Linked DNA regions of Homo sapiens: all the other regions are linked to region 4. Evidence: chromatin contacts called from ENCODE Hi-C or POLR2A ChIA-PET data. All regions are on one chromosome and are shown on one strand. Each heading gives the region's core, a stretch centred on a gene start or an enhancer-like site at or near the end of the contact. The rest is flanking DNA. Distances are from core to core; before and after follow the strand shown. Region 1 holds the start of MEIOC (meiosis specific with coiled-coil domain). Region 2 holds the start of MAP3K14-AS1 (MAP3K14 antisense RNA 1). Region 3 overlaps FMNL1 (formin like 1). Region 4 holds the start of C1QL1 (complement C1q like 1).

The links. Hi-C counts contacts between places; a loop is a spot of excess contacts on that map. ChIA-PET counts read pairs that join two places held with the same protein, here RNA polymerase II (POLR2A). Pooled maps may share reads with other maps.
Region 1: a loop to region 4 is called in a pooled map, with 3 times the contacts of the local background. The contact joins the promoter of MEIOC here to the promoter of C1QL1 in region 4. A Hi-C loop is called at or near these places in 1 of 50 pooled maps. POLR2A ChIA-PET finds 5 or more read pairs at or near these places in 2 of 52 experiments (Caco-2 and PC-9).
Region 2: a pooled map shows a loop between it and region 4 (7-fold over the local background). The contact joins the promoter of MAP3K14-AS1 here to the promoter of C1QL1 in region 4. A Hi-C loop is called at or near these places in 6 of 50 pooled maps. POLR2A ChIA-PET finds 5 or more read pairs at or near these places in 2 of 52 experiments (BJ and activated T-cell).
Region 3: a pooled map shows a loop between it and region 4 (6-fold over the local background). The contact joins the enhancer-like site here to the promoter of C1QL1 in region 4. A Hi-C loop is called at or near these places in 4 of 50 pooled maps. POLR2A ChIA-PET finds 5 or more read pairs at or near these places in 2 of 52 experiments (GM10248 and activated T-cell).

Annotation. Positions count from the first base shown.
Region 1 is chr17:44,654,605-44,658,192 of GRCh38, reverse strand. It overlaps MEIOC (meiosis specific with coiled-coil domain), which reads right to left and starts at 1,725. Exons shown (of 8, transcript NM_001145080.3): 1 at 1,511-1,725; 2 at 932-1,066. The coding sequence starts at 1,579. RefSeq lists a silencer at 1,712-1,921.
Region 2 is chr17:45,246,217-45,249,407 of GRCh38, reverse strand. It overlaps MAP3K14-AS1 (MAP3K14 antisense RNA 1), which reads right to left and starts at 1,483. Exons shown (of 4, transcript NR_110326.1): 1 at 1,405-1,483. It overlaps FMNL1 (formin like 1), which reads right to left. Exons shown (of 27, transcript NM_005892.4): 25 at 3,078-3,191; 26 at 2,804-2,903; 27 at 2,090-2,541. The coding sequence ends at 2,812. It also overlaps the pseudogene EFCAB15P. RefSeq lists enhancers at 636-685, 1,936-2,005 and a silencer at 1,096-1,825.
Region 3 is chr17:45,228,431-45,232,015 of GRCh38, reverse strand. It overlaps FMNL1 (formin like 1), which reads right to left. Exons shown (of 27, transcript NM_005892.4): 2 at 1,329-1,412. Among named protein-coding and RNA genes, the nearest start is that of FMNL1, 8.3 kb to the right of the region's middle. RefSeq lists enhancers at 2,197-2,306, 2,697-3,006, 2,924-3,559. Within about 2 kb of position 2,280, at least 29 of the 41 ENCODE cell types and tissues checked have a DNase peak (open chromatin) inside an H3K27ac peak, as active enhancers do.
Region 4 is chr17:44,966,767-44,970,353 of GRCh38, reverse strand. C1QL1 (complement C1q like 1) reads left to right here and starts at 2,051. Exons shown (of 2, transcript NM_006688.5): 1 at 2,051-2,902. The coding sequence starts at 2,306. It also overlaps the pseudogene LOC112268183. RefSeq lists a silencer at 1,761-2,120.

The DNA of each region.
Region 1 (3,588 bases), core at 476-2,975, 310 kb after region 4:
ACAGAGCAAGACTCCGTCTCAAAAAAAAAAAAAAAAAATTGTTCCTGGGCTGGGCGCTGTGGCCTGAAATCCTAGCACTTTGGGAGGCCGAGGCGGGAGGATGGCTGGAGCCCAGAAGTTCGAGACCAGCCTGGGGAACATGGTGAAACCCGGTCTCTAAAAACAATACAAAAATTAGCCGGGCATGATGGCAGGTGCCTGTAATCCCAGCTACTGGGGAGGCTGAGACGGAAGAACTGCTTGAACCAGGGAGACAGAGGTTGCAGTGATCCGAGATCGCACCACTGCACTCCAGCCTGGGCAACAGAAGGAGACTCCGTCTCAAAAAACAAAACAAAACGGCTGGACGCGGTGGCTCATGCCTGTAATCCCAGCACTTTGGGAGGCCGAGGTGCGCGGATCACCCGAGGTTGGGAGTTCGAGACCAGCCTGACCAACATGGAGAAACCCTGTCTCTACTAAAAATACAAAATTAGCCAGGCGTGGTGGCGCATGCCTGTAATCCCAGCTACTCCGGAGGCTGAGGCAGGAGAATAACTTGAGCCCCGGAGGCAGAGGTTGAGGTGAGCCGAGATCGCACCACTGCACTCCAGCCTGGGCAACAAGAGCAAAACTCCATCTCAAAAACAAAAAACAAAAACAAAACAAACAAAAAAAACAGCCGGGCGTGGTGGCGCGTGCCTCAGGAAGCTGAGGCACAAGAATCGCCTGAGCCCGGCTGGCGGAGGTTGCAGTGAGCCGAGATGGCGCCACTGCACTCCAGCCTAGGAGACAGAGCAAGACTCTGTCTCAAAAAAAAAAAAAAAAAAAAAAAGTTTTCCCTGGTTTTCTCTTCCTTAACTGTGGAGCCATTAAACACCTATGAATCGGTGGCTCGAGTAAATCCATTTGAGAATAAATCGTCTAACAGAGGCAGAGTTTACTAAAGGACCTGCGATGTGTAGCAATCGTAGAAGGAAGCGGAGCCAGTCAACATCACGCTGCCGAAGACGTCGGTTAACCTGCTGCCGGCGTCGGCGCCGAGGTTCCAACAGCGATTCGCACCTCCGGGGAACGCGACTTTGGGCTGCAGCACACGGGAATAGGAAATATCAGAAAGTGGTCACGAGGGTGACGCCGGAGCTGAAACGGCCCGACACCTGTTCTACCTCGGCTGTTCGGCTCAATTCCGAACCCTCTCAGAGGACACGAATGTGGGGGCCCGCGCTTCCAGCCTCGGGATTCTCACTCTCCCCTCGGGCCCCCTGAGTGCTGACCCCGAGGGGCGCCCCTCCCCGGCCACCGCCTCAGCGCGACGGCTGCCTCCCGGGAATCGCGGCGACCCGCGCTCCGTCCGGCCCGTCCAGTCAGCCCGCGCCGCGCCCCCCGCCCGCCCGCCCCGTTCGGCCTCCCCACCGACGACCCGCCTCTGCCGCCCCGTCTAGGGACGCGCCCCCTCCTCAGCCTCTCCTCCTCGTCGCCTCTTGCAAGTCTGGCCGCCCCCTGGACCCTGCCCTTCCTCATCCATTACCTCAAGTCCTTCCTCCCTCAGGCCTGAGGGGTGAGGGCGCGGGCAGGTGTCTCCGCGTCTCACCTCCATGGGGCGCCCCCCAGCCTCTCCTGGACTAGGCACAGCTCCTGGGGTACGGGGGTGATGGGGGGGGCGTCCAGGCCCGGCTCCCTCAGCCCGCACCCCGCCGTCTCCGCAGCCGCCTCCGCCGCCCGGGCGCTGCCTGGAGCCAGTGTGCGGGTAAGGGAAGTCCGAGCGGGGAGGGAGGGGCGGGGGCAGAGGCCGTTACCTGGCCTGCCTGGGGCTCGCGGCTCGGCACGCGACACGGCACAGGCGCGCCCCGCCCCGCTGTGAGGCCCGCCCCTCCCGTTTCGCAGCCCGCCATTGGTCCGATGCCCATCCAATGGGCGACCACTCCAGGCTCCGTTACCCCCCAGAGACAAGGAGAGGAAGGGGCGGTTAGCGGACCACGCTCTCTCGCCGCTTCTGAGCTTTTCCCGCTCAAAGTAAATGTGTTCGGGATTGGCCCGGACTGGCAGGCACCGGCCCGATGATTTGCTGATAGGGCAGCGGAGAGGCCGGTCGTGGAAGGTTGAAAGAGCTAAAGAGCGCAGCCCTACCGGGTGGGAGAGGTGTTGGAGGCACTTGGAAGATTTGAGAAGTCGCTCAGCAACTGGCTTATCCTCCAAAACCTAGCTGTTGCGCACATTTCATTTGTCCGACATTTCATATTTGTTCCTTAGTCCCTCCCGTAGCTTCAGAATCCGTTGGAGCTGCCCAGAGACTGATATATCTTGTACCGGTTTGGGGAGGGCGAGGAGCAACTTGTGGATTGGGTGTTGCTGGGAGACCCCTTTTTGAGGGAGAGCTGCCCTGTGTCCTAAGCCCGGGCTTTCAGTCCGGGTTAAGGCATTTAAGTGTTAATGTGACTTTTGAACAAAGTTCGCTGTGACCTTTTTGTTCGTTTTTGTTTGTCTGTGTAAAACAGGGTCTTGCTCTGTCGCCCAGGCTGGAGTGCAGTGGCGCTATCATAGCTCGTTGCAGCCTTGAACTCCCGGGTTCAAGCGACCCTCCCGCCTCAGCCTCCCGAGTAGCTGGGGCTGCAGGCACGCGGCGCCACCACTCCTGGCTAATTTTTTAATTTTTTTGTAAAGCTGAAGGGCGGGGGGGTTGGGTCTCCTTATGTTGCCCAGGCTGGTCTCAAACTCCTGGTCTCGAGCGATCCTCCCGCCTCAGCCTCCCGAGTAGTTGGGGCTACAGGCGCGTGCCACCACTCCCAGCTAATTTTTTTTTTTTTTTTTTTTTTGGTGAGATGGAGTCTCACTGTCGCCAGGCTAGAGTGCGGTGGCGCAAAGGCTCACTGCAACCTCCGCCTCCCGGGTTCAAGCGATTCTCCCGCCTCAGCCTCCCGAGTAGCTAGGACTACAGGCCCACGCCACCACGCCCCGCTAATTTTTGTATTTTTAGTAGAGACGGGAATTTCACCATGTTGTCCAGGATGGTCTCGATCTCTTGACCTCGTGATCCGCCCGCCTCGGCCTCCCAAAATTCTGGGATTACAGGCGTGAGCCACGGCGCCTGGCCCTAGCTAATTTTTTAATTTTTTTGTAGAGCTGGGGTTGGAGGTGGGGATGGGGGTAGGGGGTTGGATCTCCTTATGTTGCTCAGGCTGGTCTTGAACTGAACTCTTGGCCTGAAGTGATCCTCCGCCTCGGCCTCCCAAAGTGTGGGATTACAGGTGAGAGCTTACATAAACAAGCCATTCCAGGCACCCAACAAACCATTCACATAGCAGTCAGATTGGGGATGTGATGGTCTCAGAGAAATGCTAGTTTTTGTCCCTAGACACTGCTAAAAAATCAGATAGTTGAAATATAAAAGAAGTAAACACAGTAAGCACCTTTAGGCTGTTTTTATATTTAAAATCAAAACTTGAGAAATGAGCACTTAAGTGGAAGATACTGTTTTAACTCAGACACGAATGGAAGTAGGAGGATGAGTTTTATTGACCCATATTGTCCTGATAGTTACTTCAGGTCTCTACTCAGCTTTGAGTTCAGAAAGCTCACCAAGGCTGGGCGCAGTGGCTTGTGCCTGTA
Region 2 (3,191 bases), core at 234-2,733, 280 kb before region 4:
GGGTTCTTGTGTGGGTGGTTCGTCTTGCCACCTGTCCCCTCTACCCTCAGCCTTCCAGGATATCTTCAAACTCTTCAGCTCCAGCCCAACAGGCACCGTGGACATGCACAGCATGAAAGTTGCCCTGGGCAATGTGGGTATCCAGCTGAGTCCACAGGAGACGTTCGAGGCTCTGCGGCAGGCAGACTTGGATGGTGGGTGCCCCAACCCTGTCTTCTTGTCCCCTCCCACCTCCAGGCATTCTTTTAAAGAATGCCTCCCCTTCCCACAAAATCCTGGCCTGGTCCTATTTTAAAGTTCCCTCTTCCAGGAAGCCTGCCCTGACCAACACACCTATCTCATGGCCTGTAAACGTTGCTGCTGTGTTCATCCTAATCCTGATTTGGGAACCCCCAAGGCATGGGCCGTTTCTCCCCCATTGAAACTGGGGTCTGCCCTTGGCTAGAGGCAGGACTAGATTCTCTAACACCTGGAACTGCCAGCAGGCATGTGCAAGGCAGGCCTTCTGCAGGGGGCAGGCACCCACAGCACCCCCTCTCCTCTCTCCCCAGGTGATGGAATCGTAAGCTTCATTGACTTCCTGGGTGTCTTCGATGACAACCACCGCTTGGCTCAGTGCATGGGTGAGGGGCAAGGCTGGTGGAGGAGGGGTGGGCCTGGCTTAGGGGGTGCCCCCTCCTCACCCTCCTTCACCTTTTTTGCCCCCAAGCCGGGTGAGGAACAGCCAGCTCTGTACCCCCAGGGACTGCAGACCCTGTTCTTGGAAATGCTGTTCAAGCTGCTGGGCCGGGGCTTTGTGCCCTCCAAGTTGGCACGGGGGGTGATGAGGTGGGCACAACCATACCAGCTCCTGGGCCCACAATGGGAGGAGCAAACCCTGCCCCCCGCAGGGACCCCTGATATTCCTGCCCTAGAGACGGGAGCCCTGAATTCTGAGTCTGTTTCCTGGGCCCCAAGTCGCCCCAGGACAAAGACAAAGCAGCGGCTTCCGGCCCTGCTTTGGCTTCCGCACCTGTGAGACAGAGAGGGCTGGGAGTGTCTGAGGCGGCCGCCCCGCCTCTCTTCTCCAAGCTACTACTTCAAGAAGCAGCGGGCTCTGCGGCTCAGCCCAGGCTGCGGGGGTTGGGGGGCGCTCCCACGCGGGGCTCGCCTTCTGCCACGCGGCGCGCATCAGCGACCTCTCCAACTAGGAGCTGGCGCGCTCGCTGCACAAACTGCACGAAGTAGGTGCGTCCCCGACGGGGCGGGGGGCGCCGGGACCCGCGGGAGGGACCTCTCCCGGCCACTTACAACCCCCGCCCTCGCCTCCGACCCCCAGGACCCGTTCTGAGGACCGTCTCCTCCTCCACCTCCTCCCAGGCACCCGCCCCAGGTGCGCGCAGCCCGTACTCTCAGATTCCTAACCTGGAGGGGTTGGCGCTCCCGGAACGCAGGACACGAAGCCCAGCCCCGGGCCCCGGCTTCCGCCTGATCCAGCCCTACTAGCCCGGCCGCCCCAAGATCCCGCCCAGCCCGGGGCGTGTCTCGGCCTAGGTGAGAGCCGGCGGGCGGGGGAGGGACACGCAGTGAGGGGCGGGACAAGTGCCCGGAGGACAGACAGATGGGGCGACACTGGCTGGTGGAGGGGAGGGGCAGGCGAGGAGCGGGGGCAGGCCCGGAAGAAATGGGGACCCGGCAGGCGGTGACGGAGGCGGCACGCGCGGAGATGTAAGGCGAGGTCACTTATGGCGTCACTAAGTACTGGGTAGGGCGAAAGGAAAAGGGGCCAGATGCCCGGGTGGGAGGCAGGACTGGCGCAAATGGGGCGGGGCAGCCGGAAGGAGAACTGCTGCGGGGCTGGCCCGGCGTGTCTAACCCCAGCTGCCCGCTCGCCCCCTCCGGCCTCCCGCAGGGATACTGGGCCAGCCACGAAAGCCTCCGCCCCCTCGAAGCGGGCTCCCTCGCCGCCAACTCTAGTGAAGAAGCAGCCCTTCTCCCCGGCGCCCGCTGGTTTGCAGAGGCCTGCTATGAAGAGCTTGTGCAAGTAAAGCGTTTGCTGAGCGGAAACAGGCTGCGGGTGGCTGCGGCAGGCATGGAGCCGACGCGGATCTTTTGCAAACATCTTTATTAATCTCATATAAAAATAAGGTCCATGGACGGTCCTCGGGGCTGGGGCTTGCGGGGGCGAGGTGCACTTTATAAGTTACAGGCCAGGCTCCTGCTGAGGCTAAGTATGGCTATTTGGAGGGGGCTTTAGGGTGGGTGCTGCAAGCAGCATTTGGGGGAAGGGGCGGGCGATGCTGCCCTCTGTGGCCAAGAGGAGGATGCACCAGCCCGTTTGAGGCGGGCCACAGCGGAGGAGGGGCTGCCCGGCCAGCCGAGCTGAGGACCACCTTCCTTGAGCCTCAGCCTGTCCACGGCCCCACACCCCTGCAGAATCCACCTGCAGAAATAGCGGCTACAGCGAGAGGTCGGAGGTGACCTGCAGTGGGGGGCCCGGGGGACGCCGACGGGCACTGCGGCGGCCTGTGTCTGCGCGGATGTAGGGCTGGTTCCGCAGATCTGGCAGCCGAAGGAGACACATTTACCATTCAGGAGTCCGCCCAGAGCTGGGAGCATGGCTCCAGGGCACAAAGCTTAGCCTCCTAAGGACTCAGATTGTGTGCACATGGCAGGGGTACCGTTTATGTTTGCCAGACCCCTCCACCCCACAAATCACATCCCAGCCATCCACTGGCCCAGGAGAAGGCAGCATGCCTCAGTTCTCCCAAGGGTCCCAGGGGCTGTGGGCAGCGTGGTATCAGAGGCCAGGTCATCTGGGTACCTGAGGGGCTAGAGGGGCATCTCTTCTCCCAGGCTGGCCTCACAGAGGAGCCGGGATGTCCGCTTGCCGGTGCGGGCCGTGAAGGGCACCGTCTTGATCACTGAGTGGGGGTGGGGCAGGTGAAGGGGAGTAGAGAAAGGAAAAAGGAAAGAAAAACAGAAAAGGTAGCAAGAAGCAGTGTGGCAGCCAGTCCCCCAGAGGATAGCGCATTGGGTCAGAAGAAAGCATAGAAGGACAGACTGAGGATAAGACCAAGGCCTGGCCAAGCCCTTACCTGTGATGATGTCTTCAATGGCCCCATCACGGTCGCTCTCATAAATGAGTGGCTCCTTCTGCTGCCTCCGTTTCAGCTCAGAGATGAGGTCCATCTGTGGCCGCCGGGCCTTTG
Region 3 (3,585 bases), core at 1,031-3,530, 260 kb before region 4:
ACTTTAAAAACCCCTGGCCTAGGCCTAGCCTGCCCTTCCTGTATGGGCTCCCAGGCCACAGCCCTGACACAGCTTTGGGGTGGACTATGCAGGGGTCAGTCCTGCCGTAGGCCCCGCCCTGGGGTGGGAAGGAACTCAGTCTAGCCAGCAGGTGGTGCCCTCCCTGGACCAGAGCTGGCATACGGCGGGGAAGGACGGCTGGAGGTGCCTCGTGAAGGGGACCCAGCACCTGGGTAGGACTCGGACCCAGCCGCCCTGCACATCTGCGTTGGCAGGAACCTGCGTGCTCCTCTCCTGTGCTCAGTGATGCAATTCCTAATCCCCCCACCCCACTGCAGGCTCCAGCGGCCACTCACACAAAGAGGCAGGGACCACGGCAAAGACCCCTCCCCAGAGGGGCCCCCACCCTTCCAACCCAAACCCCTCAGATTCGCCGAGCCACCCCTCAGACTTTCACTTCTTCCAGCCCTTTGAGCCCCCAACCTCTGAGATGTCAGGCTGAGCTGCTCCAAGGGGACCCCTACCAGAGACTCCAGGGGCAGCTCTCCACCCTCTTCCCACTTCCCAGCCCTTACCCCTGGACTGCTGCCCAGCCGGCTCAGGCCATCTGCTTCATTAGCAGGAGGCAAAGGCCCAGCCTTGGCTCCCAGGGGAGGCTCTCAGCTCCCAACTCCCCACCCCCAGCCTCTGCAGCCTCCCTCCTTCACAGAATCCCTGCGGCAGCCGAGCCCCACCCAGCCCAGCGCTGGGAGAGGGTCGGCCCATGGCCGACCGCAGCCCTTGAAGCTGGAGGGGTGGGGACAGCTGAGTGACCCGTGAGTCCAGGCACCTGGACGGAGCACCAAAGCAGGGGTCCAAAGTGGCTGGCCTTGGGGAGTTGCTGGTCAACTGCAGCTCCTCTGGACCCAAGGCAAAAGGGCAGGAATTCCCGCCCCTTCCTCCCTCCCTCCCATGGGGTCAGGTGAAGATGTCCAACCCCAGGGTCGCCCTCTCCCTTCCCCAGTCCAGAGAGGTTTCTCAGGAAGCTCAGCAGGAGGACAGTGACAGTGCGAGGCCCCAGCTGCCCCAGCCTGAACCAGCTCTGCCAGCTCCTCTGAAGCTGACCCAGCCCTGCTAGTGACTCACAAGGTCTTTTGGGGAGTTCAAGAGAAAGGGATTTGGGAGTCCTGCAGACCCCAGCACCCTCCCCAGGTGCTACATTGGCCACTGAGCAGAGTCTTGGCTCCATGGGCAGTATGGCGGTGCCCCTCTCCCCATAGCCCCAGCCTGGTCAGGGTGGGGTACTGACAGTGGGAGGGAAGGGGTGGCTGGGCAGTGCTGGCACCTACCTGATCACAGATGAGCTCCCACTTCTTCTCGTTGTCATACTGGCTCAGCAGCTGGACCTTGTCTGGGGGCAAGTTCATGCAGTTCTGGGGACAGGGAGGACAAAGACCCCTGAGCCTGGGGCCCCAACAAGGGGAGAGGGGAGAATGGGCATTTGGGGGAAACCCACTTGGCTCCCTAGGAGGTGCATCACCCCCATGAATCCTCTGACCCTAGGAGATACGTAGTGTTATCCAATGAGAAGACCAAGGCCAAGAGAGACAGAGCACCTTTCCCGGGGCACACCAGCTAGAAGGGAGAGCAGGATTTGAATCCGAGTCTGCCTGCGCTGTGTCACCCCCCACACCGCCTCCCTGGCCTGCCTGGTGTGCAGGCAGGAGCGTGGGTTGTCAGCCTACCTCTCTGGGGACCTGAGACACTTCTGGGCCCCAGTTTTCCTGTTGGGGCATCATCTCTTCCCCCATTCTGGTGGGAAGCTAACAGGGGAGCCATCACCAGTCAGGCCAAAGTGTGGCCAGTGGCCAGTGGCCAGTGTCCCACCTCCACGTGCCACCAGATCCCACGTGTACACAGACCAGGCCCAGGGCACCAGTGCCTCACGAACACCAGGAAATCTCTTGCAAGGAGAGTGGACAGCAGCCTTCTCCTCATCCCTCTCCAGCCCCCTCCCACTTGGAGGAGAAGGCTGAGAAAGGAAGGAGAGGGCTGGGGGAGCTGAGGGCGGCCATGTCAGCAGGCAGGGAGTTCCAGATCACAGCTGCAGGGGCGGGGAGATTTGCGGGGAAGGTCACTCGGCCACAGCACTGGGGAGAAGAGCCAGTGCCCTGGGTCTGTGGTGGGGGCCGCCCAGCTGGGACTCCCCCAGGAGCTGAGAAAGGTCAACAGAGCTCTGCCTGGGTCCTCCTCCCCTGGCCACAGATGACAAGGGTACGGTGCCCCTGCCACCACGGAGCAGGTTAGCGCCAGCCCAGGGCTGCCGAATCAACCAGGTGTCAATAGCACCAGGGGCTTTCTGGACCCCCAGACTTGGCTTGTCTCCCTGACAGACCCAAAAGATGAGGCCAGTTCCCTTCAATTTAGTAAACCCCAGGTTATTGAGAGCCTTCTATATGTCTGGCCCAAAAAGACAGTTCCTGCCCTCAAGGAGATCTGAGTTGAGTAAGAGTCTCCATCGGGGATGTGGGAGACCCTGAGGGGCTCACCAGCCATGGTGGTTCACGCTCCACACCCTCAGTCATGTGGCTCTGCAGAGACGCCACAGCTGGAGCAGTCAGAGGGCCACACCCACCTGAGACTCCCCAGCCAGCTTCCCCTCCAGGGTGCTGGGCCTAGTTCTGGGGCTCCAGCCAGACCTTACCCCCAAAATCACTGCCTTGGGTCAGGCCCAGACAACAGGAAGCTGGGTGCGCTCAGCCTCCATTGCCTAAGCTTTCCGGCCAGGCCCTGCTGGAGAGGTGAAACTGCCCCTCCGCCAGGCCCCCCGCCCCCAGCGGCTGAAGGGGGTGGAATACGTCATTCCTCTCCCCTATTGCGAAAGTGAGCCTGGATTGAGGAAACCACCGCTGTCTCATCAGCCGCCCTCCCCCAGCCCTCCAAGGGCCAGGACAGCTCCTGCTACCACAGGGGCAGGGGGTGGGGGAACCGCCCAGGAGTACAAAGGAGGCGAGGTCATTCTCTGTCTCTCTGTCCCTGTCCATCTGTCTGTCTCTCTCGATGATGTCTCTCAGTCACCCCCACCCCACAGAGACAAAGGGTGGGGCAGGGCTAAGGTGGGAGCAAGGTGGAGAAAAGGGACAAAGAGGAGAGACAGGGCCAGCAGTGCCAGGGAAACTGGAGCCGTGGCCGGCACAAAAGACGGTGGCCAGGGAGTAAGGGGATGGCTGAGCCCAGCACAGAGCCACAGAGGGGACAGCTGCTTCCCGACATGAATCCTCCCAGGCCCTCACCCACCCAGGGAACTTTATGGTTCTGGAATGGCCCCAGCGGCATTTCTAGGGGCAGTAACTAGTCATAATGACATCTCCAACAGTCAGGTGGCCAGCTCCACCAGAATGCCTACTGTGCAAGGCACTGCTCCGAGCCCTGCGCGCCGACGACTGCCTTCCACCCTCACTGCCGTCACTGGCACCGTTAACATTCCCACCTCACAGGTGCAGGCACAGATTAGTTTAGTGACCTGCCCAAGGTTACGAAGCCAGTAAGAGGAGAGCTGGGCTGGCTTTGAGCCTGGAGCTGACTCTGAGCCACCACCTGGGTCCA
Region 4 (3,587 bases), core at 802-3,301:
CGTAGCAGAGGAGGGGCCCCCGAGCGAGCGTACTAGGGAGAAGGGGGTCCGTGCAAATCCCAGGCTGACGACCGCGCACGCGCCCCTCGGGTCACCAGCCCTGTCGCTCTTGGTGGGGCACACCGAGGAGACCGCCGTGGGGAACCGGGGACCGGATTGCCTGACAGCCGAGCGCTGAAGACTACTCTTCCTGAGCCTAGGGAGGTCTGGCTGCCCTGAGCCCCCTACCCCTGGGCTTTGGGCAGTAAACGGTACCTAGAGACTCTATCGCGCTGAGGTTGGAAGAGCCTGGAGCCAGGCTACGAGTTTGAGTCCCGGCTCTCCCACTTATTAGTTGTGTGACTTTAAGCAAATCTCTTAACTTCCCAGAGCCTCAGTTCTCCATCTGTAAAATTAAAATAATCTTGGATTTTACTTCTTTGGACTGATGTGAAGATCAAGGGTGATCATGTATGTAAAACATTCAACACAGGGCCTAGCACAGAGTAAACCCTGAATAAATGCTACTTATTGAAAATTTTTTAGCTCCCTCCTTGGTGGTGGTGGGGTCACTCCAACCTGGCCTCAGCCATTAGTGCTTGGAGGGTCCTCTTTCACAGCCCCCTCGTTGGATGTCCCTGTGTCCTTCTACTCCCAGCCCTGGATGAGGTGAGCGACCTCAACCTTGGGTAGGGAAGGCCAGGGAATCATTTTGCCCATGGTGAAGGGTCAACAGGGAGAGTGTGAGCCGGCGGGGGGTAGCTCTCGGGAGAGGAGAGGCTGGGATGTCATTCTTTAGCAGCCGGCCAGTCGCCTCCGAATGGCTGAATCCTCCCCGGTGGGCCGGATAAAGGAGGGCGAAGGAGGAGCGGTGGAGCAGCCCGACCTGGGCCTCAGATAATGTGACAAATATTTTGATGGAAGCAGACACGTTTCGGTTTATGCAACCTAAACACTTTGCTGCACTTGAGGAAGAGGAGAGCCTCCCACAGCCTGATGGGGAGAAGAGTTAGGGGGCGGCGGAGGAGGCTGGGGAGTGAGGGAGGAGGAGCTGAGGGGCTGGATGAGATCCACCCCTCATCCTGGAGGCTGGAAAAGGGGGTTACCCCTCAGGGACGTATTTGCATCTGTCAGCATGGAGAAATAACGTGGGGGTGCCCACCTTTTTAGGATCCCCTTTTCTCCCTGGTCTAGAGGCAGAAGTAAAGGGATTGAGCAGAGGGAGATGGAAGAAAAGGGCCCAGGAAAAAGCAGCCTGGCCACAGTTCGGTGAGGAAGGGGCAGAGGCGAGGAGGGGTTGGAAGCTCCTGCCCCACCTCGGGGGAGACGGGTCCCGGAACAGTCAGATCCAGAAAGGAGGAGGCGGCTGCCGTCTGGCTCCGCTGGGCCCCCGGACAGGCATTCATCCGATATCTGGATCTCCCAGACGGGTGGTCTGCGAGGCCTGAGTGCCAAATGGTCCCCTCCGTATCCTCTTCTTCGCTTCATAACCCCCTTTCTCATCCTACCTTCCAGCTCCCCGCTCCGTCCTCCCCTCAATCGCTCTTTGTCCCCTGCAGACCTGGGCGCTATCCCCTCGCTTCCGCCCCCTGCGGGTCTTGGCCCGTCGCGACCCCAGTCCCTCTGTTTTCCTGGTGACCGACCCTCGAAGCCTCTCCTCTCCCGATCCCCTCGGAGCTCTCTAGCTCTCCCTGTGGCCCTCTCTCCCTTTCGCATTTTGGTCCCTACTCTCCCCTTCCCTTGGAGCGCCTCTCGGGTCTCTCGGACCCCGGCCCCCACCCCATTTCCGAATCTCGGTCTCCGCGTACTCAGTCTCTTCTTTCCTCTCCCTGCTCCCGCCCGGGGTCTCCGCGGCCCCGCCCCCTTATGCCCCGCCCACCTCGAGGCGCCCGCGGCCCAATTAGGCGCCGGCCCCGCCCGCAGCCCCACCCCTAGAGAGCCCAGAGCCGCGCGGAGCTGGCGGGGCGGGGCCCGGCCGAGGGGGCGGTGGCCCGGCTCAAGGAGGCGGGAGGAGTCAGGCGGGAGGCTGCAGGCGGGAGGCGGGAGGCGGGAGGCGGCGGCCGCGGCGCTCAGTCCGGCAGCGCAGCAGGAGGGAGGCGCGAGGCAGGAGCCGGCGGCTGGGCTCCGCAGCGCAGCCAGCGCAGCGCGGCGCCCCGGGCCCGGCCCCATGCCCGCAGCCCCGCCGGACCGTCCTTGAGCGCGGGCGCCTAGCCCGCGCCCCCTGCCCGCCGGCACCATTGCCCCGACGGCGCGGCCGGGCGGCCCGGCGCTCCCCAGGCTCCGCGCGGGCCGAAAGACGCTGCTAGCGGCCGCCGCGGGTGTGGTGATGCTGCTGGTGCTGGTGGTGCTCATCCCCGTGCTGGTGAGCTCGGGCGGCCCGGAAGGCCACTATGAGATGCTGGGCACCTGCCGCATGGTGTGCGACCCCTACCCCGCGCGGGGCCCCGGCGCCGGCGCGCGGACCGACGGCGGCGACGCCCTGAGCGAGCAGAGCGGCGCGCCCCCGCCTTCCACGCTGGTGCAGGGCCCCCAGGGGAAGCCGGGCCGCACCGGCAAGCCCGGCCCTCCGGGGCCTCCCGGGGACCCAGGTCCTCCCGGCCCTGTGGGGCCGCCGGGGGAGAAGGGTGAGCCAGGCAAGCCGGGCCCTCCGGGGCTGCCGGGCGCGGGGGGCAGCGGCGCCATCAGCACTGCCACCTACACCACGGTGCCGCGCGTGGCCTTCTACGCCGGCCTCAAGAACCCCCACGAGGGTTACGAGGTACTCAAGTTTGACGACGTGGTCACCAACCTAGGCAACAACTACGACGCGGCCAGCGGCAAGTTTACGTGCAACATTCCCGGCACCTACTTTTTCACCTACCATGTCCTCATGCGCGGCGGCGACGGCACCAGTATGTGGGCAGACCTCTGCAAGAATGGCCAGGTGGGCCAGGCGGGGGCATGGGGCTGGGCTGGGCCCAGGGCACCCAGGGAGCCCGGGGCAAATGGGTACCTGATCGGAGTTGGCGGGGGCGCCAGGCGGACGCAGGTGGAGATCCCACCCCACAGCGGCCCCGCTTGGTCATCACGTGTGGGGATGGTCGGAGCCAGCGGACATCGCCGATCCTCAGTTCCTGGGTTCCCGCTCCAAGACAGACGCTGCTGGGCACCGTCTGGAACGCTACTGGAAATGCGGGAAATGAACCCAACTAGTCAGAGCGCAGGGCTCCCAGGTGCACGGACTTGCCCTTGGGGGCTTGCCCCTTGGGAAGTGGATTCGGGCCGACAGCAGTGGGCGATAAGGGGAGGGCAAGGATGGGCTCTGGCGTATGGAACAGGGAGAAGCAGCATCCGCGCCCGCGGGCGCCTAGGCGCGTGGCCATGGGCGCGAGCGGAGAAGGCTGGCTGCAGGAAATGTTTGGGGCACAAAGGCAAAGGGAGCCCGGTGCTTACAGCCCTGGCTGCAGTGCCTCCCCTGCCCTGGAGAAGGGACCATTGGGCGAATCTGACACCCTTTGCAAAATCCGGGAGTTGGGGAGCTGTTTCCCACTGTAGCAGAGCTTCCCCAAAAAGAAGGCAGTCTGGGGGGCGGGGGAGTTTTTCCTCCTGAGGCGGGGAGGGGGTGGGGG